Linked DNA regions of Homo sapiens: all the other regions are linked to region 1. A link is a contact called in ENCODE Hi-C or POLR2A ChIA-PET data. All regions are on one chromosome and are shown on one strand. Each heading gives the region's core, a stretch centred on a gene start or an enhancer-like site at or near the end of the contact. The rest is flanking DNA. Distances are from core to core; before and after follow the strand shown. Region 1 holds the start of TM4SF19-AS1 (TM4SF19 antisense RNA 1). Region 2 has its middle 25 kb from the start of ZDHHC19. Region 3 overlaps LINC00885 (long intergenic non-protein coding RNA 885). Region 4 holds the start of TFRC (transferrin receptor). Region 5 has its middle 14 kb from the start of SMCO1.

The links. A loop is a pair of places that touch in the nucleus more often than their neighbours do. ChIA-PET counts read pairs that join two places held with the same protein, here RNA polymerase II (POLR2A). Pooled maps may share reads with other maps.
Region 2: a pooled map shows a loop between it and region 1 (3-fold over the local background). The contact joins the enhancer-like site here to the promoter of TM4SF19-AS1 in region 1. A Hi-C loop is called at or near these places in 7 of 50 pooled maps. POLR2A ChIA-PET finds 5 or more read pairs at or near these places in 6 of 52 experiments (CD4-positive, alpha-beta T cell, PC-9, activated CD4-positive, alpha-beta T cell and 3 more).
Region 3: a pooled map shows a loop between it and region 1 (2.5-fold over the local background). The contact joins the enhancer-like site here to the promoter of TM4SF19-AS1 in region 1. A Hi-C loop is called at or near these places in 6 of 50 pooled maps. POLR2A ChIA-PET finds 5 or more read pairs at or near these places in 3 of 52 experiments (CD4-positive, alpha-beta T cell, activated CD4-positive, alpha-beta T cell and naive thymus-derived CD4-positive, alpha-beta T cell).
Region 4: a loop to region 1 is called in a map of CD8-positive, alpha-beta T cell, with 22 times the contacts of the local background. The contact joins the promoter of TFRC here to the promoter of TM4SF19-AS1 in region 1. A Hi-C loop is called at or near these places in 3 of 168 maps with a recorded cell type or tissue (CD4-positive, alpha-beta memory T cell, CD8-positive, alpha-beta T cell and naive thymus-derived CD4-positive, alpha-beta T cell), 2 of 37 single-sample maps with no recorded cell type and 15 of 50 pooled maps. POLR2A ChIA-PET finds 5 or more read pairs at or near these places in 7 of 52 experiments (AG04450, B cell, CD4-positive, alpha-beta T cell and 4 more).
Region 5: a pooled map shows a loop between it and region 1 (11-fold over the local background). The contact joins the enhancer-like site here to the promoter of TM4SF19-AS1 in region 1. A Hi-C loop is called at or near these places in 4 of 37 single-sample maps with no recorded cell type and 9 of 50 pooled maps. POLR2A ChIA-PET finds 5 or more read pairs at or near these places in 8 of 52 experiments (CD4-positive, alpha-beta memory T cell, HepG2, K562 and 5 more).

The regions. Positions count from the first base shown.
Region 1 is chr3:196,315,918-196,319,907 of GRCh38, forward strand. TM4SF19-AS1 (TM4SF19 antisense RNA 1) reads left to right here and starts at 2,415. Exons shown (of 2, transcript NR_046724.1): 1 at 2,415-2,520. DYNLT2B (dynein light chain Tctex-type 2B) reads right to left here and starts at 2,323. Exons shown (of 5, transcript NM_152773.5): 1 at 2,123-2,323; 2 at 181-314. The coding sequence starts at 2,235. It overlaps TM4SF19-DYNLT2B (TM4SF19-DYNLT2B readthrough (NMD candidate)), which reads right to left. Exons shown (of 6, transcript NR_037950.1): 6 at 168-314. It overlaps LOC107986031 (a long non-coding RNA gene), which reads right to left and starts at 1,674. Exons shown (of 2, transcript XR_001740547.2): 1 at 1,057-1,674; 2 at 525-925. RefSeq lists a silencer at 1,843-2,092 and an enhancer at 2,153-2,252.
Region 2 is chr3:196,184,697-196,188,286 of GRCh38, forward strand. No RefSeq gene overlaps it. Among named protein-coding and RNA genes, the nearest start is that of ZDHHC19, 25 kb to the right of the region's middle. RefSeq lists enhancers at 1,829-2,448, 2,449-3,067. Within about 2 kb of position 2,020, at least 10 of the 41 ENCODE cell types and tissues checked have a DNase peak (open chromatin) inside an H3K27ac peak, as active enhancers do; they include CD4-positive, alpha-beta T cell, where a contact is called at or near this core.
Region 3 is chr3:196,158,619-196,162,631 of GRCh38, forward strand. LINC00885 (long intergenic non-protein coding RNA 885) reads left to right here. Exons shown (of 3, transcript NR_034088.1): 3 at 1,282-2,272. Among named protein-coding and RNA genes, the nearest start is that of LINC00885, 18 kb to the left of the region's middle. RefSeq lists enhancers at 1,249-1,318, 1,339-1,538 and a silencer at 1,839-1,888. Within about 2 kb of position 1,538, at least 17 of the 41 ENCODE cell types and tissues checked have a DNase peak (open chromatin) inside an H3K27ac peak, as active enhancers do.
Region 4 is chr3:196,080,355-196,083,918 of GRCh38, forward strand. It overlaps TFRC (transferrin receptor), which reads right to left and starts at 1,736. Exons shown (of 19, transcript NM_001128148.3): 1 at 1,689-1,736. RefSeq lists an enhancer at 1-487 and silencers at 1,369-1,668, 1,719-2,058.
Region 5 is chr3:196,527,251-196,530,839 of GRCh38, forward strand. It overlaps the pseudogene NAA50P2. Among named protein-coding and RNA genes, the nearest start is that of SMCO1, 14 kb to the left of the region's middle. RefSeq lists an enhancer at 668-737 and a silencer at 1,508-1,807. Within about 2 kb of position 1,626, at least 10 of the 41 ENCODE cell types and tissues checked have a DNase peak (open chromatin) inside an H3K27ac peak, as active enhancers do.

The DNA of each region.
Region 1 (3,990 bases), core at 1,165-3,664:
TGGTACTGAACTCCAGAGCTCAAGCAATCTTCCTGCCTTGGCATGCTAAAGTGTTGGGATTGTAGGCGTGAGCCACCACACCTGGCCCCAATGTCCTTTGTTTAAAGATGGAGAGGGGGCAAATGGGTAATACTGACTCTGTGAAGAGAATGAGTCATTTCCAGTTATCACCATGATTACCTTTTAATTTATCTTTAATGTTTTCTGATAAATGTTTTGTAAGCTGAGGCATTTCTTCTGGAGAATATTCAGCATTTGCCAGTTCCTCCTTGAGCACAGCATGGATACAGTCTTTAACCACAGAGGGCCTGAACCTGAATGGAACAATTTGTGAACATCCAGTCGGTGACTCCACAACCCCAGCTTACCTTCATACCGCAACTTCTCCCATCTTTTTGTCATTAGTACCACTTAATCCTTCTTTTTCATATTTTTTATTATAAAATATAAACAAATTAAGACAAATCATAGGCCACATGTGTATCTTCAACCTGGACCTGCACTGAACTTCAACACATTCCAACTCATGCTCCATATGAATGTTTATTAGGCAACTCAATACATCCAATAATGAGCTTCTCATACTCCCCTCTCCCCCAAAACAAAATATATACTTGTTGTTAATTTTGTTCTGCACGCTTTCACAAAATAAAATAAAATAAAATAAAATAAAAAAATACGGCTGAATGGCATTCTGGGCATTCAGAACCTTTTACCAAGATAACTGAGGGTATCTTTCTCTGTGTTCATTCTACCCAAGGGAAAAATCCTGTATGAAATTTGTATCACTTTTTCTGTGAGTTACCAAGAGAATAAAAATAAACAAAGAAATTTGTATCACATTATAATCAAAATTCCTGTTTTCCATATTTGCCAAGCAAATATGGGGTGTGTGTGTGTGTGTAAAGTTAGTGATCTTACAAACCTAGCTGAGTACCCTCTGCTCTGGCCCGTGAGCCTGACATTTTTTTCAGTGTGTGTGTGTGTGTGTTGTGTGGTGTGTGTGTGTGTTGTGTGGTGTGTGTGTGTGTGTGTAAAGTTAGTGATCTCACAAACCTAGCTGAGTACCCTCTGCTCTGGCCCGTGAGCCTGACATTTTTTTCAGTGTGTGTGTGTGTGTGTGTGTGTTGTGTGGTGTGTGTGTGGTGTGTGTGTGTGTGTGTGTGTGTGTAAAGTTAGTGATCTTACAAACCTGAGTACCCTCTGCTCTGGCCCGTGAGCCTGACATTTTTTTTCAGTGTGTGTGTGTGTGTGTGTGTGTGTGTTGTGTGTGTGTGTGTAAAGTTAGTGATCTTACAAACCTAGCTGAGTACCCTCTGCTCTGGCCCGTGAGCCTGACATTTTTTTTCAGTGTGTGTGTGTGTTGTGTGTGTGTGTGTGTGTAAAGTTAGTGATCTTACAAACCTAGCTGAGTACCCTCTGCTCTGGCCCGTGAGCCTGATATTTTTTTCAGTGTGTGTGTGTGTGTGTGTGTGTGTGTGTGTAAAGTTAGTGATCTCACAAACCTAGCTGAGTACCCTCTGCTCTGGCCCGTGAGCCTGATATTTTTTTCAGTGTGTGTGTGTGTGTGTGTGTGTGTGTGTAAAGTTAGTGATCTCACAAACCTAGCTGAGTACCCTCTGCTCTGGCCCGTGAGCCTTAATCCTAGCGAGGGCTCGCTGCGGTGGTCTAAGGGCCTCCAGATCCCACCCGGGTAGGACTTCGCACAGATGCAGCTCCCGCGCCGGGAGTGAGCCCATCCTGGCACCCGTGTGCACAGTCACCCTCGAATCACGGCTGAACGGCATCCGACGCGAGTGGCTTCCTGCCTCTATTCTACCCATCTCCTTACTCAGGACGCCATCGCGGGTTTCCCAGGGCCAACCATTCCCGCCGCGCCACCCTAAGACGCGCCCGGCGCCCAAACACTGAGGAAGCGGGTGGGGTCCCCTGCGGCCCCTGCAGCGGGAGGGGCGCCCGGACGTCACAGCAGGGCCGCCCGCCCGCCTCGCGGCCTCCCGCCTCCCGCCCCGCGGACCCCGCGCGTCCCCCGCGCTCCTTCCGTGGCCCAGGTCCCAGGCGAGCTCCGCCCCTCAGACCAGCGCGCTCGAGGTCGCCCCGCCACAGCCCGTCCTCTACCCGCCTCTGCTGGAAAACAGGCCGCAGAATATAGGTGTTCTCGGGCTCCCCTGCGTTCTTCTCAGCCTCAGGCACCCCGTCGCCCACCGAGAAGGACACTCCGATGGACGTGGCCATGCCGGGGCTTCTCGGTCCGGGCGTAGCTCGCGATGAAGGCCTAGCGGGTTGCGGTCGCGGCCGGCAGCAGGGAAAGCGTCTCCAGGGCAACAGGGCCGCCCTCCCGCCTCGCTGAAGCCCGCGAGCGCCCCGCACAGCCGCCCTCCCTGCCCGCGCCTGCGCACCGGCTGCTGGGCGGGAACTGGTCGCGTCCGGACGCGCGACAGCTTCCACCCGCCTCAGGCAGTATCAGCCGCGCCGCAGTCGGAGGAAATAGACGCGGGGCCTGAGGCTCCTGGACTTGAGGTATTAGGCTGGTGCAGAAGTAATTGCGGCGGCCGGGTGCGGGGGCTCAGGCCTGCAATCCCAGCACTTTGGGAGGCCGAGGCGGGCGGATCACCTGAGTCAGGAAGAGTTCAAGACCATCCTGGCCGACATGGTGAAACCCCATCTCTACTGAAAATACAAAAATTAGCCGGGCGTGGTGGCGCGTGCCTGTAACCCCAGCTGCTCTGGAGGCTGAGGCAGAATAATCTATTGAACCCAGGAGGCCGAGGTTGCAGTGAGCCGAGATCGCGCCACTGCACTCCAGCCTGGCGACAGAGCGAGACTGCGTCTCAAAAAAAGAAAAAAAAAAAAAAAGGAAGGAAGGAAAGAGACTTAGGCTGCATTCCCCGCTTTTAAAAATATATATTTATTTTTATTTTTTTAAACGAAGTCTCGCTCTGTCACTCAGGCTGGAGTGCAGAGGCGCGATCTCGGCTCACTGCAACCTCCACCTCCCAGGTTCAAGCAATTCTGCCTCAGCCTCCCAAGCAGCAGGGATTACAGGCGCGCCCCACCACGACCGGCTAATTTTTTTTGTATTTTTATTAGAGACGGGGTTTCACCATATTGGCCAGGCTGGTCTCCAACTCCTGACCTCAGGTGATCGCCCACCTCGGTCTCCCGAAGTGCTGGGATGACAGGCGTGAGCCATCGTACTCTGCCGCATTCCCTGCTTATAAGCACCAGTCCCTGGTCCTGTTTTAGAAGGCTGTTGTATCTTGGCCTCTGCTAGCTTCAAAAACTAAGGCCCGATGAGGTAGCTCGTGCCTGTAATCCCTGTTTACAGGAGAGGCTGAAAGGGCAGGGATTCCTTTTTTTTTTTTTCCCACTTGAGACAGGGTCTTGCTCTGTTTCTCAGGCTGGAGTGCAGTGGCACACTCACCGCTCACTTCAGCCTCGACCTCTTGGACTCAAGCAGTCCTCCCACCTCAGCCTCTGGAGTACCTGGAACTACAGGCGAATGCCACCGCGCGTGGCTAATCTTTTTAATTTTTGTAGAGATAGGATCTGGCTATGCTGCCCAGGCTACTATTGAACTCTTGGGCTCAAGTGATTATCCCACCTCAGCCTTCCGAAGTGCTGGGACTACAGGCATGAGCCATCACAGCCAGCTGGGATATTGTTTTTCGAATCGCTGTCATGTTCTGTACTATATGCAGTTCCTGAAAGAATGGAGGCAAGAAGGAGTCAGCTAACCACTGTGAACTGTCTTAGTGCCAAGGACCCACCCTTCTCTCCTTGGGGTCCTGCTGACCCATCAGAATAGGGCTGAGCCAGGATGGGGCTTGTGGAGATGATGTGTATGAGTGTGCATGCACTTGTGTGTGCATGCCTAACATCCAAAACTAGATATAAATTCTTTAAACTTTTCATTAGTTGGCCAGGCACGGTGACTCGCACCTGTGATCCCAGCACTTTGGGAGGCCGAGGCGGGCGGATCATGAGGTT
Region 2 (3,590 bases), core at 770-3,269, 130 kb before region 1:
TAGCTCTATTTTTTCCTAATACTCATTAAATAAATGCTTAACTATTAAAATAGAAAGTCCTCTGGGCGGGGAATGGGGTGGGGGGCGGCTGCCAGGCCATGGCCAGAGGCTATTATGCACTGGAAACCCCGCATAGCAGAGGGGCAGCCCTGCACCTGCCCCTGTCCAAGGTAGGTGGGTGGTGACTGCAGGCCATGGGAAACGTCCATCCTAGGGGAGTCACCAGCCACCTGGGAAGCCAGGATCAAGGCCCTCCACCCCCAGAGTACAGGAGACAAAGGGAGGAACACCAGGGACAAGGAACCCTAGGACCCGAAGCAAAGTGGCGTTCGCTCACCCGGGAGTGCCACGTTCGTGCCACCGTCACAGCCCTCACCTCCCGCCCGCCAGCACCTGAGACCGGAGTGCTGGGGGGCTGGCTGCAGGCGAAGGAGGTGAGGGCGGATTCGTTTCTCACTGCAACTGCAGCCTCTAGAGCTGGGTGGGCAGGGTCTGGCTCCATGAGCTCAGAGCTGACCCTCTACAAAGATTCCAGGACTTGGGGGCTGGAGACATCTCTCTTCGAAAACAGATTAATCCAGAGGAGCTGTGGGCCCTGTGTTTAGTAAATTGTACTCTGTGTCTTCAGCATAGAAAGTCCTTCCCACTCCCTGCTCAGTATCTCCCAGCCCTCCTAGGAGGCAGGCAAGGCAACTCCAGGACAGTCACCCTAGTTCACAGATGAGGAAACTGGGGTTTCAAGACTGAGACATGAGCGCTCAGCACAGTCCGGGGTGGGGGGCAGCAAGGGGGTATTACTGAGCACCTCTCATGCACTGCCACAGCCCCAGACCTTACCCCACTTCATGCCTGGGACAGCCCGTAAGCTGCGGACTACTGGCCAGGTAAACAAGGGGAAGAATCCTACCCAAGATGTAGCTGATTTGAATTTGTTAAGAATTAAGGCCAGGTGTGGTGGCTCACGCCTGTAATCCCAGCACTTTGGGAGGCAGAGGCAGACGGGTCACCTGAGGTCAGGAGTTCGAGACCAGCCTGGCCAACATGGTGAAACCCCATCTCTACTAAAAATACAAGAAATTAGCCGGACGTGGTGGCAGACGCCTGTAATTCCAGCTACTCGGGAGGCTGAGGCAGGAGAATCGCTTGAACCTGGGAGGTGGAGGTTGCAGTGAGCCGAGATCATGCCACTGCACTCCAGCCTGGGCAACAAAGGGAAACTCTATCTCAAAAATATAAAAAAATTTTAAAAATGTAAAAATTATGGCAGCCCCAATTTCCAACTAAGTTATATTCCAAGGTATAGTCAAAACACATTTTCCCACTGCAACAATGTTATTTTATTTAGATATTGGGGCTTGTCCATCAAGGGCCAGTTAACCCACAACACTCCAGAATTTCTGAACAAGTGTAATGAACAGCTGACAAATATTATTACAACATCAATGGTCAAAATAGAAAAGCAATAGCATTTGATAAGAAATTACTTTTTTTTTTTTTGAGACAGAGTCTTGCTCTGTCACCCAGGCTGGAGCACAGTGGCACGATCTCGGCTCACTGCAACCTCCACCTCCCAGGTTCAAGCGATTCTCCTGCCTCAGCCTCCCAAGCAGCTGGGACTACAAGCACCTGTCACGACGCCCGGCTAATTTTTGTACTTTTAGCAGAGACAGGGTTTCACCATGTTGGCCAAGCTGGTCTCAAGCTCCTGGCCTTAAATGGTCCACCTGCCTTGGCCTCCCAAAGTGCTGGGATTACAGGTGTGAGCCACTGCATCCGGCTGACTTTTTATTTAATATCTTGAATACCTGCCTGAAAATCTGAGGCCGGATGGAAGAATGGACAGAATTGCCCCCACTCTCCTGTTCTGGAATTTAAAGAAGAAAAAAGAGGGGAGGAGGCATCACCTAGTTGGGACCAGGCTTGGGGAAAAAAGGACAGAATTTGCAGACCAAACAGGGAAGCTGTGAAAGAAAAAAGCAAGTCCCTGGCAAGCAGCTCAGCAGCTGGAAATCCCCCTCGGTCCTTGGGAGAGACAATGAGCTCCAGCTGCTCTCAACTGCGATGCAGAGAGAGCTGGTTCCCACCCTGCAGCCGTCCCCGTGTCCTTCTCCTCGCTGAGCCTCACCTCCTCCGCCTGCCACAGAGGCGAGCATCCCGCTTCCTGCCCAGGGATGCAGCGGAGAATGAATATCACCTAGGTAACAACTCACAAGCACAGTGTCTGGCTTCGGGGCGTAGGGGCGGGGACACATGTAATCAATACAAGCCGCCTGCCTGGGTGGCTTCCCCCTTCCCTGATGAAGACCTCCAGGCCGCAGAGAATGCTCTGTTCCTGGTCACAAGGCTGCAGCTGAAGGGCGGGGGAGGCCTCTCAGATTCAAAACAGAGCAGAGATGAGAGGCCTAATTCTAATTTGAGATCAGAGCCTGACAGCTGGGCAGGTGGCAGGCGGCCGCTTCCTCCCCTCCGTGGAGCCTGCCAGGAGAGGGGCTGTGGTCGTATTAAGGGTGTGAGTGGCAAGGCCCGCAGCGGGATGGGCAGTCCCCGCCATGCCAGTGCAGCTCTGTGTAAATCCTTAGTCCCGAGTATCCTCGTGTAACTCAGAGCTGGAAAGAGCCGTAGATCTTCTGGTTCCATGCTTTCATTTTACACATAAGGAAACAGGCCCACAGAGGAAAAGGGCTTTTTGTAGTCACGTGGCGAGGCAGGGGAAGCTGGGCCCAGAATGCAGGGGACCTGCCACCCAGACCCACAGCCAGGACCCCCCAACGGGAAAACGCTCGCTCGGCCACCAAGAGCATTTGATGAATTTGCCTCTAGTCTTTTAAAAATACATATATGCAATTTTATTTTAAAATGTTTTATTTTTATTTTATTTTATTTTTTTTGAAACAGGGTCTCACTCTGTCAGCCAGGCTGGAGTGCAGTGGCATGATCATGGCTCACTGCAACCTCCACCTCCTGGGCTCAAGCGATTCTCCTGCCTCAGCCTCCCAAGTAGCTGGGACTACTACAGGCAGGCATGTGCCACCATACTTAGCTAATATGATTTTTTGTAGAAATGGGGTCTTGCTCACAACAAAGCCCAGGCTGCTTTAAAATTCCCTTGCTCAAATGATCCTCCCACCTCAGCCTCCCAAAGAGTTGGGATTGCAGGTGTGAGCCACTGCACCCAGCCTACATGCAATTCTATTTTATTTTTTTTATTTTTTCATTTTATTTTTGAGACGGGGTTTCGTTCTGTTGTCCAGGCTGGAGTGTAGTGGCGAAATTAAAGCTCACTGCAGCCTCTACTTCCTGGGCTCAAGTGATCCTCCCCCCTCAGCCTCCTGAATAGCTGGGACTATAGGTGTGCATCCCCATGCCTGGCTAACTTTTTTCTATTTTTTTGTAGAGATAGGGCGAGCCACTGTGTTGCCCAGGCAGGTCTCAAACTCCTGGGCTCAAGCAATCCTTTCATCTCGGCTTCCCAAAGTGCTGGGATCACAGGTGTGAGCCATTGTGCCTGGCTGTAATTTTAAATTAATACCTAATTATACTATGCATGAATACATTCTCTTTAAAAAGTTATTTCCTTGCCTCTTGGATAT
Region 3 (4,013 bases), core at 288-2,787, 160 kb before region 1:
TTTCTCACAACACTCACTGCAGCCCTTCAGTTTCGGCATCTGTAAAACGAGACACCTGACTAACCCTTAGGCTGCTGTGAGCGCTCAGGTCACCCAGCATGGAGCCTGGAGTGAGAAACCTGTTACAGATGTTTGCTTCTTCCCTTCCCTTCTCCTGTGAATAAAAGGGGCTGTTCACCTGACATGGCCTACCCTTAGGAAACTCAAGGTGCCTCTTTTTTTTTTCTGAGACAGAGTCTTGCTCTATTGCCCAGGCTGGAGTGCAGTGGCACGATCTTGGCTCACTACAACCTCTGCCTCCCGGATTCAAGCTATTCTCCTGCCTCAGCCTCCCCAGTAGCCGGGACTACAGGCACACGCCACCACGTCTGGCTAATTTTTGTATTTTTAGTAGAGACAGGGTTTCACCATATTGGCCAGGTTGGTCTCGAACTCCTGACCTCATGATCCGCCTGCCTTGGCCTCCCAAAGTGCTGGGATTACAGGCATGAACCATGATGTCCAGCCATGACCACTCTCTTTTCTATGTCCCTGGGGAGAGACCTCGAATTTTATTTGGAGCCTGTCTTTATAAAGACTCTAAATTGTGGCCAGGCACAGTGGCTCATGCCTGTAATCTGAGCACTTTAGGAAGCCGAGGCGGGTGGAGGTCAGGAGTTAGAGACCAGCCTGGCCAACACGGTGAAGCCCCATCTCTACTAAAAATACAAAAAATTAGCTGCGTATGGTGCCGCACACCTGTAATCCCCAGCTACTTGGGAGGCTGAGGCAGGAGAATCGCTTGAATCTGGGAGGTGGAGGTTGCAGTGAGCCAAGATGACACCACTGCACTCCAGCCTGGGCAACAGAGTAAGACTCCATCTCAAAAAAAAAAAAAAAAGACTCTAAATAGTGTTTATATATGGTGTATATATATATATATATCTTTGATGTATATCTTTGTCCATCAGGTCAGCTTGTTCTTTCGAAACCCTCTCCAGTCACTAGTTTTGTTGTCGTTGTTGTTGTCTGAGACGGAGTTTCGCGCTCGTCACCCAGGCTGGACTGCAATGGCATGATCTTGGCTCACTGCCACCTCCGCCTCCCAGGTTCTAGCAATTCTTCTGCCTCAGCCTCCCAAGTAGCTGGGATTACAGGTGCGGGCCACCACACCCAGCTAATTTTTTGTATTTTGAGTAGAGACGGCGTTTCACTGGTTCAGTGTTTGTACGTGAGTGCGTTCCCACAAATGGCAGTGTGTGCTGTGCGTGGTTTGGTAACCTTCATTGTTTTACTCCACAGCTTGTTTTGAGAGTCCCCTCCATTGAAACACGCACATCTAATTTGTCCTTCAGTTCGCTGGACTCCACGCTGAACGTGCCATGCTCCATTGCCCCGTGAGTAACTCCATGCTCTTGCCGGTTTCACACGGCCTCTCAGAGCTGGAGCCTTTGTTCAGGAGCCCTGGGCAGCTTTCAGGAAGCTCTTGGGCTCATCAGCTTCCTCTGGCTGAAGCCGCCCCAGTGGAATCATGGGGATTTCTTACTTTGAAGGTGGGGCCACCCGCAGACTGTAACCGGCTGGTTCAAGATCAAGGACTTCCCCAGGCCACCTGCCTCAGAGGCAAGAAAGGCTCAGCTGAGTCCCAGACACTCCTCGCTGTGGCCCCTCCTTCCTCCCTGCTGGGCAGGCCCCCCTCAATTCTGTTTGCCAGCAGGGCCTAGTAACACTGAAAGACGAAAAGGGAAATAAAATAAACACAATTAATAGGCTAAAGGTTACTGAATAAAGTGGCAGCAGTAAATAAATTGACTACTGTGCAAATACAAAGACATGAAGACATGAAACCCCTGCTCTAAATGACCACTCACCAAGAGCAAGGCCTGGGCTGGAGGCAGGGAGCACCTCCCTAAGGAGCACTCCCTCTTTCCCGGAGTGAGTCCTCCTTCTAGATGGAATTCAGTCCGGGTTCCTCTTGAGCCACAGTCCCTGTTGGGGCCTATCTCAGTGGACTCAAGATCCTGAACTTCTTCCAGATTGCTGACTACACATTTGAGTCACCCAGAGATTAAAAGAAAAAACAAATAATTTCCCAGTGATCAGGAGTAAATCAGCTGGGGCAGGGTTGGTGCTATGAATGACCACACTGATTTGTACACTTCACTGATTTGTAGTGTTTGCTATTTCCGTCGTGTAAATACTGCCAACATGGACAATCTTCAGTTGCTAATGGTTTACTAACTGGCTTGTAAATGAATTCATTCAGTATTCAAGAAAATGGCACTACATTTAGAAACATTTTGTAGCATTTCTTACTTTCTAAGAATTTCCAATAGACACCATGATCACTAAAAAATCATAACCAGGCTGGGGGCAGTGGCTCACGCCTATAATTCCAATAATTTGGGAGACCAAGGAGGGAAGATCACTTGAGGCCAGGAGTTTGAGACCAGCCTGGGCAACATAGCAAAGACTCCATCTCTACAAAAAAAAAAAAAAAAAAAAAAAAAAAAAGTTAGGCAGCTGGTGGCAGGCACCTGTGGTCCCAGCTATTCAGGAGGCTGAAGCAGGAGGATCACTTGAGCCCAGGAGGTTGAAGTTACACTGAGCCGTGATCACACCACTGCATTCCAAATAAAAACTAAATTAAAATATATATATATATATATATATATATTTTTTTTTTTTTTTTTTTTTTTTTTTTTTTTCTGAGACAGAGTCTAGCTCTGTGTCCAGACTGGAGTGCAGTGGCATGATCTCGGCAACCTCCACCTCCCAGGTTCAAGTGATTCTCCTGCCTCAGCCTCCGGAGTAGCTGGGATTACAGGCGTCTGCCACCACGCCCAGGTAATTTTTGTATTTTTGGTAGAGATGGGGTTTCACCATGTTGGTCAGGATGGTCTCGATCTCCTGACCTCGTGATCCACCCACCTTGGCCTCCCAAAGTGCTGGGAATACAGGCGTGAGCCACTGCGTCTGGCCTAAAATAAACTTCTAAAAAAGAAAAATTGGCCAGGCACAGTGGCTTATGCCTGTAGTCCCAGCACTTTGGGAGGTCGAGGCAGTTGGATCACCTGAGGTCAGGAGTTCAAGACCAGCCTGACCAACATGGTGAAACCCCGTCTCTACTAAAAATACAAAAATTAGCCAGGCATGGTAGTGGGCACCTGTAATCCCAGCTACTCAGGAGGCTCAGGCAGGAGAATTGGTTGCACCTGGGAGGTGGAGGCTGCAGTGAGCCAAGATCATACCATTGCAGTCCAGCCTGGGCGACAGAGCAAGACTTCGTCTCAAAAAAAAAAAAAAAAAGGGAAAGAAAAATTATAACCAATCGACATTCAATAAATTATTTATTGGCTGGGCGCAGTGGCTCATGCCTGTAATCCCAGCACTTTGGGAAGCCGAGGTGGGCAGATCACATGAGGTCAGGAGTTCGAGAGCATCCTGGCTAACATGATGAAACCCTGTCTCTACTAAAAATACAAAAATTAGGTGGGCATGGTAGTGCGAGCCTGTAGTCCCAGCTACTTGGGACGCTGAGGCTGGAGAATCATTTGAACCCGGGAGGCAGAGGTTGAATGAGCCAAGAATGGCATCACTGCTCTCCAGCCGGGACAACAGAGCAAGATTCTGCCTCAAGGAAAAAAAAATTCAATAAGTTATTTATTTGTCAAATAATTTATAAAGCAGCTTTCTCAAAGCCCTTTCAAAAAGTTTACAGCAGCCAAGAGTGGTGACTCATGTCTGTAATCCCAGCACTTTGGGAGGCCAAAGTGGGCAGATCACCTGAGGTCATGGGTTCGAGACCAGCCTGACCAACATGGTGAAACCACGTTTCTACTAAAAATACCAGAATTAGCCAGGCATGTTGGCATCAGCCTGTAGTTCCAGTTACTTGGGAGGCTGAGGCAGGAGAATCACTTGGACCCAGGAGGCGGAGGCTGCAGTGAGCCAAGATCATGCCATTGCACTCCAGCCTGGGCAATGGAGCGAGACTCTGTCTCAAAAAAAAAAAAAATTACAGCAAAAAATAC
Region 4 (3,564 bases), core at 486-2,985, 240 kb before region 1:
CGGCCTCCCAAAGTGCTGGAATTACAGACGTGAGCCACCATGCCCGGCTAATTTTTGTGTTTTTAGTAGAGACAGGATTTCACCATGTTAGTCAGACTGGACTCGAACTCCTGACCTTAGGTGATCCGCCTGCCTTGGCCTCCCAAAGTGCTGGGATTACAGGCGGGAGCCAATGCGCCCAGCCGAGGGTCATTTTTAACTAGCATTGTGATCGATTCAGGTTTAGCTGGGAATCTTGCTCCATGACATTTAAATACATTATCAGAGGCAAGTAACTGCCTCGCCTTAGGGCGGAGTTAGCCAAACTGCTGTCTATCTAACAATCTTCAACACAGGCTAGGTTTACAGCCACCATTACTTGATAAGAACATCCAAAGGAAATTGAAGGATGCTATGCTATATATAACCTTGCAAAATCGATGACAAAAATTATCTTAACTCTGAGTTTTCTTGAGAAGCATATTGTAACCCAAAATTCAGGGCCGGGGGGCGGGGGGAACCAGCAGGGTCCACAAGTACTCTAGACAGCCTAACCTTAATTTTCACAGTAAGCTTAGCATATAAGCATGGGGTAGCCAAATACAATTTCCTACTTTAATCCTCTTATCAACGGGGAAGAAAATGGAAAAAGCTGCAGAATCCAGTCCCCCGGGTAAGTGAGGTCTCTACAAGCAGTAAGCAGAGGGAAAGCGTTATCCGAAAAGAGCCGAATCAGAATGTATTTTCTTACCCACCCTCCCAACCTTAAAAGAACTGTCCAGCAGAATGTGACACAATCGGCCTCTCCGGCGCCCATCAATCCAGCACAGCCCTCTGACCACACCGCTAATCTCCAAGTATCTTTCACAAATAAGTCACTCCTATGGCTCCCGTCTTGTAGTGAGAACTGCTAGCAATATTCTTAATGTGAACACCTGCGGCGTTCAGTCGGATTCTGCCTTGAGAAAACAGAATCCACACACAAGGCGAACAGGCAGAGCATGGCAAGATCAGGTTGTACCAGAGCCGAAGGGTAAGTTTACAGAAACCCGTATCTAATTAATGCCTGTAACACGCTAGTAACCGAATCGGGGACAGCTTTGTCCCTTTCCGCAGTGAGAACGGGGCCCGCCCGGAGCCCGGGGAACCGAAGGTTTAGGAGCCCAAGGTCACCCACGAATCCCAGCCGTTCCCTGGGGCGACTTCCTGGAGCAGCCACGTGTTCCCCCGGCGCCGCACGCCGCGCAGCTGCACCTTGGCTGCGCCCGCGCTCCCGGACCCGCAGCCCGGAGCCGGCGCACTAGGGCCTGCGGCCTTCAAGGGCGAGGACCCGAAGTCCCCGGGGCTGAGAGCGACAGTGGGGGTACACCTGGTCTCGTCATTCGTCGCTCTGTGACCGAGGAGGCGGGCAAGAAGGCAGAGAGAAGGGAAGGGACGAGAGGCGAAGGGACGAGAGGCGCAGGGACGCCTCTGCGCACAGCCGCCGACCCCGTGTACCTGCAGCCGCTCGAGGCGCCGCCACAGCCCCTTCCCCACAGGCTCGCGGCCCCGCTCCATCCCGGCCGCCCCGCCTGGGGCCGCGACCGCTTTCCCGCTCCCCGTGCGGCTCCCTATGGCTGCTGGACAGCACCGGAGCGGCCGCTCCAGCCAGCCCCGCAGGATGAAGGGAGGACACGAGGGTCGGTGTAGTTCTAGAAGCCCGCACTCACACTAGCGCGTCCTCCGTCCCGAGCCGCCACCCGATATCCCGACGCTCTGAGGGGATGGCGGCCCCTAACCGGCGGTTTATAGCCTGGCCCCGCCCCCGGCCCCCAGGGGGGCTGTGCGTCACTTCCTGAGGCACGTACGCTCGCGAGGTGCTCTGACAGATCGCCCGGGGGGCGGGGATGCGCGCGCAGCGGGCGGGGCCCTATGCGGAGGGCGCTGCGGGCGAGGCGAAGGCCAAGGGAAAAGGCGCCAAGGCAGCAGGTGCCCCGAGGAGCCGCGCGATGGGCGCACTGGCCTCTGCCTCGGCGCCTTCCTCCACCCTGGTAGCCTGGCAGCCTCCGCCTGACCTTGACCAACCTCCAGTCCCTGCAGTGCTAGGTCCAATCTGTTGGCGTTGACGCTTAAATGTTGGATATTGCACTGCGGCAGTGCCTTGAAATGTACGTGCAGGATGGAATGTTAGGTAACTATTAAAGCCACTCTTGTGAAGATGTATTTTGCAGCCTCAGAAATACAAAAAGGAAAAGAAAAGCAAAATGCAAATTTTTATTCAGAATGTATACAAGCTGCACTTTAACCAAGACTAGCGGAGTGCTTTGCGTAATGTTTAATGCATGAGGGAATAAAAGGGAAAATAGAAACAAGTGACTTAATAGGGTGATAGGATTGTAGATTAACTTTCGTTTTCATTGCCATCGCTGTTATTGGATTGTGCAATGAATAACAAATAAATAAAATTCAATTCTTGTCACTGTTTAAACTCTTTCCAAACAATCACACCCTCTCCCTCCCTCTGGTCAGTAACCAGCAGGCCAGGGAGGTAGTAGCTACAATGCAAGAAAGCAACCCATACCTTAAAAAGCATTGCACATAAACTGACCTTCAGGCCCGTAGGGACACAGAACAGCCCTTTAAGAAGCAAATCCGTTTCTGGGCCTTGGGCTTTTACTCTTCCCTTTATTTCTTCTGCTCTAAGATAGAGAAAGTACTTGGGATTCTCACCGCCTTTCTCTTTACTCCCATTCTCTAAAATCTCTCTCCCCAAAGAGAAGTGTTTAAAAGTCATATGAGTTGCCAGGCGCGGTGGCTCACGCCTGCAATCCTAACACTTTGGGAGGCCGAGGTGAGCGGATCACGAGGTCTGGAGTTCGAGACCAGCCTGACCAATATGGTGAAACCCCATCTCTACTAAAAAAATTTCAAAAAAAATTAGCCAGGCATAGTGGCACGCGCCTGTAATCCCAGCTACTCAGGAGGCTGAGGCAGAAGAATCGCTTGAACCCAAGAGGCGGAGGTTGCAGTGAGCCAAGATCGCGCCATTGCACTCCAACCTGGGCGACAGAGCAAGATTCCATCTCAAAAAAAAAAAAAAGTCATATGAGCAGGAGCATTGCTGCACCTTTAATGATCTAATCAGGAAAAGGTTAAGGATGCACATCCACAGAGGGCCTACCTTAACATTCAGACACCAGGCCTGCTCCCCTGTGGTGTTCCTTCTTTATTTCTTTAATTATTAATTTTATTTATTTTTATTATTTTTACTTTTAAGACAGTGTCTTGCTCTGTCACCCTGGCTGGAGTACAGTGGCATGATCTCGGGCTCACTGCAACCTCTGCCTCCGGATTCAAGCGATTCTCCTGCCTCAGCCTCCCAAGTAGCTGGGACTACAGGTGTGTGCCACCATGCCAGGCTAATTTTTGTATTTTGAGGAGTGACGGGATTTTATCATGTTGGCCAGGCTTGTCTCGAATTCCTGACCTCAGGTGATCTGCCCACCTTGGCCTCCTAAAATGTTGGGATAACAGGCATGAGCCACCATGCCCAGCCTATTTATTTTTTATTTTTAATTTGACGCAGGGTTTGCTATGTAGCCCAGA
Region 5 (3,589 bases), core at 376-2,875, 210 kb after region 1:
TAACTGTGAAATTAAACAGATCTACCTTCTCCTGCCTTCAGTCAAACCACCTCACAAAAATAAGAGAACTGAAACAATCCAAACATGATCTTTTTTTTTTTTTTTTTTTTTTTTTTTTTTTTGAGATGGAGTCTTGCTCTGTGGCCCAGGCTGGAGTGCAGTGGCACGATCTCGGCTCACTGCAACCTCTGCCTCCCAGGTTCAAGCGATTCCCCTGTCTCAGGCTCCTGAGTAGCTTGGGACTACAGGCACACGCCACCACGCCTGGCTAATTTTTGTATTTTTAGTACAGATGGGGTTTCACCATGTTGGCCAGGCTCGTCTGGAACTCCTGACCTCAAGTGATCCACCCACCTTGGCCTCCCAAAGTGCTGGGATTACAGGAGTGAGTCACTGCGCCTGGCCCAAACATGATCATTTTTAAAGTCCTTGAAAGTATTAAAACTTTGAAAAGAAAAGAAAGAAGGAAAAACAAAAACATGGCAGTGCAGGAAAGCTTTACAAGAAAGAGGGGGTGAAAATCAATGGGCTTGTCTTTTTTTGTCAACAAGCAAGTGCAAGAAGGTTCATTTTGTGACTTGTTCAGTTGTGTTTTGCATATCTCCATTCTGATCGGAAGGGACTTTGAGGTTTTTCTGCAACTCCTGAGCATCTGCAGGCTCCATCCTCTTATCCTTTATCTGTCTTTGTCTCAGTCATCTCAAAGCCAAACTTCTGTAGAAGTCAATTGCTGACTCATTGCTGATCTGGACAAACAGATGTTGTCAAAAGTGCCATCTTGGCTGGGCAGTGGCTTATGCCTGTAATCCCAGCACTTTGGGAGGCTGAAGTAGGCAGATCCCTAGAGTACAGGAGTTCGAAACTAGCCTGGCCAATATGGTGAAACCCCGTCTCTACTAAAAACACAAAAATTAGCCAGGCGCGGTGGCTCCCATCTGTAACCCCAGCACTTTGGGAGGCCAAGGCGGGCGGATGTCCTGAGGTCGGGAGTTCAAGACCTGCCAGGCCAGCATGGTGAAACCCCGTCTCTACTAAAAATACAAAAATTAGCCGGGCGTGGTAGCACATGCCTCTAATCTCAGCTACTCGGGAGGCTGAGGCAGGAGAATCACTTGAACCCGGGAGGTGGACGTTGCAGTGAGCCGAGATCGCGCCACTGTACTCCAGCCTGGGTGACAGAGCGAGACTCCATCTCAAAAAAAAAAAAAAAAAAAAAAAAAAAAAAAAAAAAAAAAAGAAAGAGAGAGAGAGAGAGAAAGAAGGAGAAGAAAAAGGTGCCATCTTCTCCACAGATGTTTGACACGATTTAACATCTGAGTTGCTATTCCTGGCCTTGGGTAAGGTGCCGGACACCCTGGTGTGATGATGTGTCTGCGAATGATCCACCGTCCCGCCCTCGCCCCAGCTTTGCTAGCTCAGCCTCCAGCACGCCCTTGTAGGACGTGTCCCTGCAGCCGACTGAAAAGGTGGCCTGGATGGGTGTCTTCAAGTACGGAGAACTGCGGTGTCGCGCCTCCGGGCCCCATCCGGCTCCCAGCATCTTCTCCCGCTGCGGAGGCCGCATTTCCACTCAGGGCAGCGCCGCCGCGGTGGTTCCGCCCTGTCGGGCTCAGACCGGCCTGGGCGCCTCCGCGGGGAGCTGGGCGGTGGCGGGGGCCGCGGGAGTGGAGCCGGCCCGAGCCTCCAGGGGGCGCTGGCGGCCGCTTCCTCCATCCGCAGGCGGCTCCCGGCCACGCCCGTCGCTGAGCGTGAGGCGATGGCGGCCGAGCTCAGAACACTGGTCCCCGGAATGGAGAGCTGAGGGGACAGATCTAAGGGACATTTATAACTCCGCAGGGACTCCGGGGTGGGAGTCAGTCCGTCTCAGGTGCGTCTCCGGAAGAACTTCGGCGTCCTCAGGGAATCAGTCCCTGCCCCAGTGAGAAAAACCTTGCTGGGTCCTCCCTGATCCCCGCCACTACTTTTTTCTCCTTAGCAAAATCCAGATATTGTTTGAGTATTGGGCAGCCACGTGCTTCAGGGGAAGCTGAGCCCCTTCCCAGTGTGAGAGTTGGGGGTGAGTCTTAGAATAAATCAATCACAGCAATTTTATTATTATTGCCGTTATCATTGGTTTAGGAACGGACAGGTGGCAGAATTCTGGCCCATGAAATATAAGAAGAGGCCCACTGTGGAGCTTCTGAGGCCGGGCACGGTGGCTCACGCCTGTAATCCCAGCACTTTGGGAGGCTGAGGCTGGCGGATCACGAGGTCAGGAGTTCGAAACCAGCCTGGCCAACATGGTGAAACCCCCATCTCTACTAAAGATACAACAAATTAGCCGGGCGTGGTGGCGCGCACCTGTAATCCCAGCTACTCGGGAGGCTGAGGCAGGAGAATCGCTTGAACCCAGAAGGCAGAGGTTGTAGTGAGCCAAGATCGTGCCATTGCACTCCAGCCTGGGTGACAGGGCGAGACTCTGTCTCCATAAATTAATTAATTAATTAATTAATTAAGACATAGTCTTGCTACGTTGCCCAGGCTGGTCTCCAACTCCTGGGCTCAAGTGGTCCTCCCGCCTTGGCCTCCCAAAGTGCTGGGATTACAGGTGTGAGCCAGAAAAGTTTGTTTAAATTGTGCAAAAATATACATAACAAAATTTACCATTTTTATATTTTACTTACTTTTTATTTATTTCAATAGGTTTTTGGGGAACAGGTGGTGTTTGGTTTCATAAGTTCTTCAGTGGTGATTTCTGAGATTTGGTGCAGCCATCACTCGAGCAGTGTACACGGTACCCAACGTGTGGTCTTTTATCCCTCGCCCCCTTCCCACCCTTTCCCCTGAATACCCAAAGTGCATTGTATCTTTTTTTTTTTTTTTTTTTTTGTGAGATGTAGTCTCTCTGTGTCGCCCAGGCTGGAGTGCAATGGCACGATCTCGGCTCACTGCAACCTCTGCCTCCCGGGTTCAAGTGATTCTCCTGCCTTAGCCTCCTGAATAGCTGGGACTACAGGCACATGCCACCAAGCCCAGCTAATTTTTGTATTTCTAGTAGAGACGGGGTTTCACCATGTTGGGCAGGATGGTCTCGATCTCTTGACCTCATGATTCGCCTGCCTCGGCCTCCCAAAGTGCTGGGATTACAGGCTTGAGCCACCGCACCCGGTCCACTCCGTGGCTTTCTTTTCATCATCTTGATGGTGTGTTTTCATGAACTAATGTTCTTAATTTTCAAGTAGTCCAATTTATCATGTTTTCATTTTGATGTCTTATATATGAAATTTTTCCTACCCCAAGGTCATGAAAATATTTTTTTCCTTTTAGAAGCTTCACCACTTTACCTATTACATTTATATCTGTAATATGCCTAAAATTTAGACCTTTGGATTAATGTGAAGAAGGTCAAGATTCTTTTCTTCTCCATATGGATATACAACTGACTCAATCCCATTTATTATAAAGAGTTTCCTCACTGCTCTGCAGTGGACTTTTGTCATTAATCAAGTTTGCATACATGCAAGCATCTATTTCTATCCTCTATTCTGTTCCATTGGTCTGCTTATTTATTCTTGTGCCCAAATCACACTCAACCTTAATTATTTTGGCT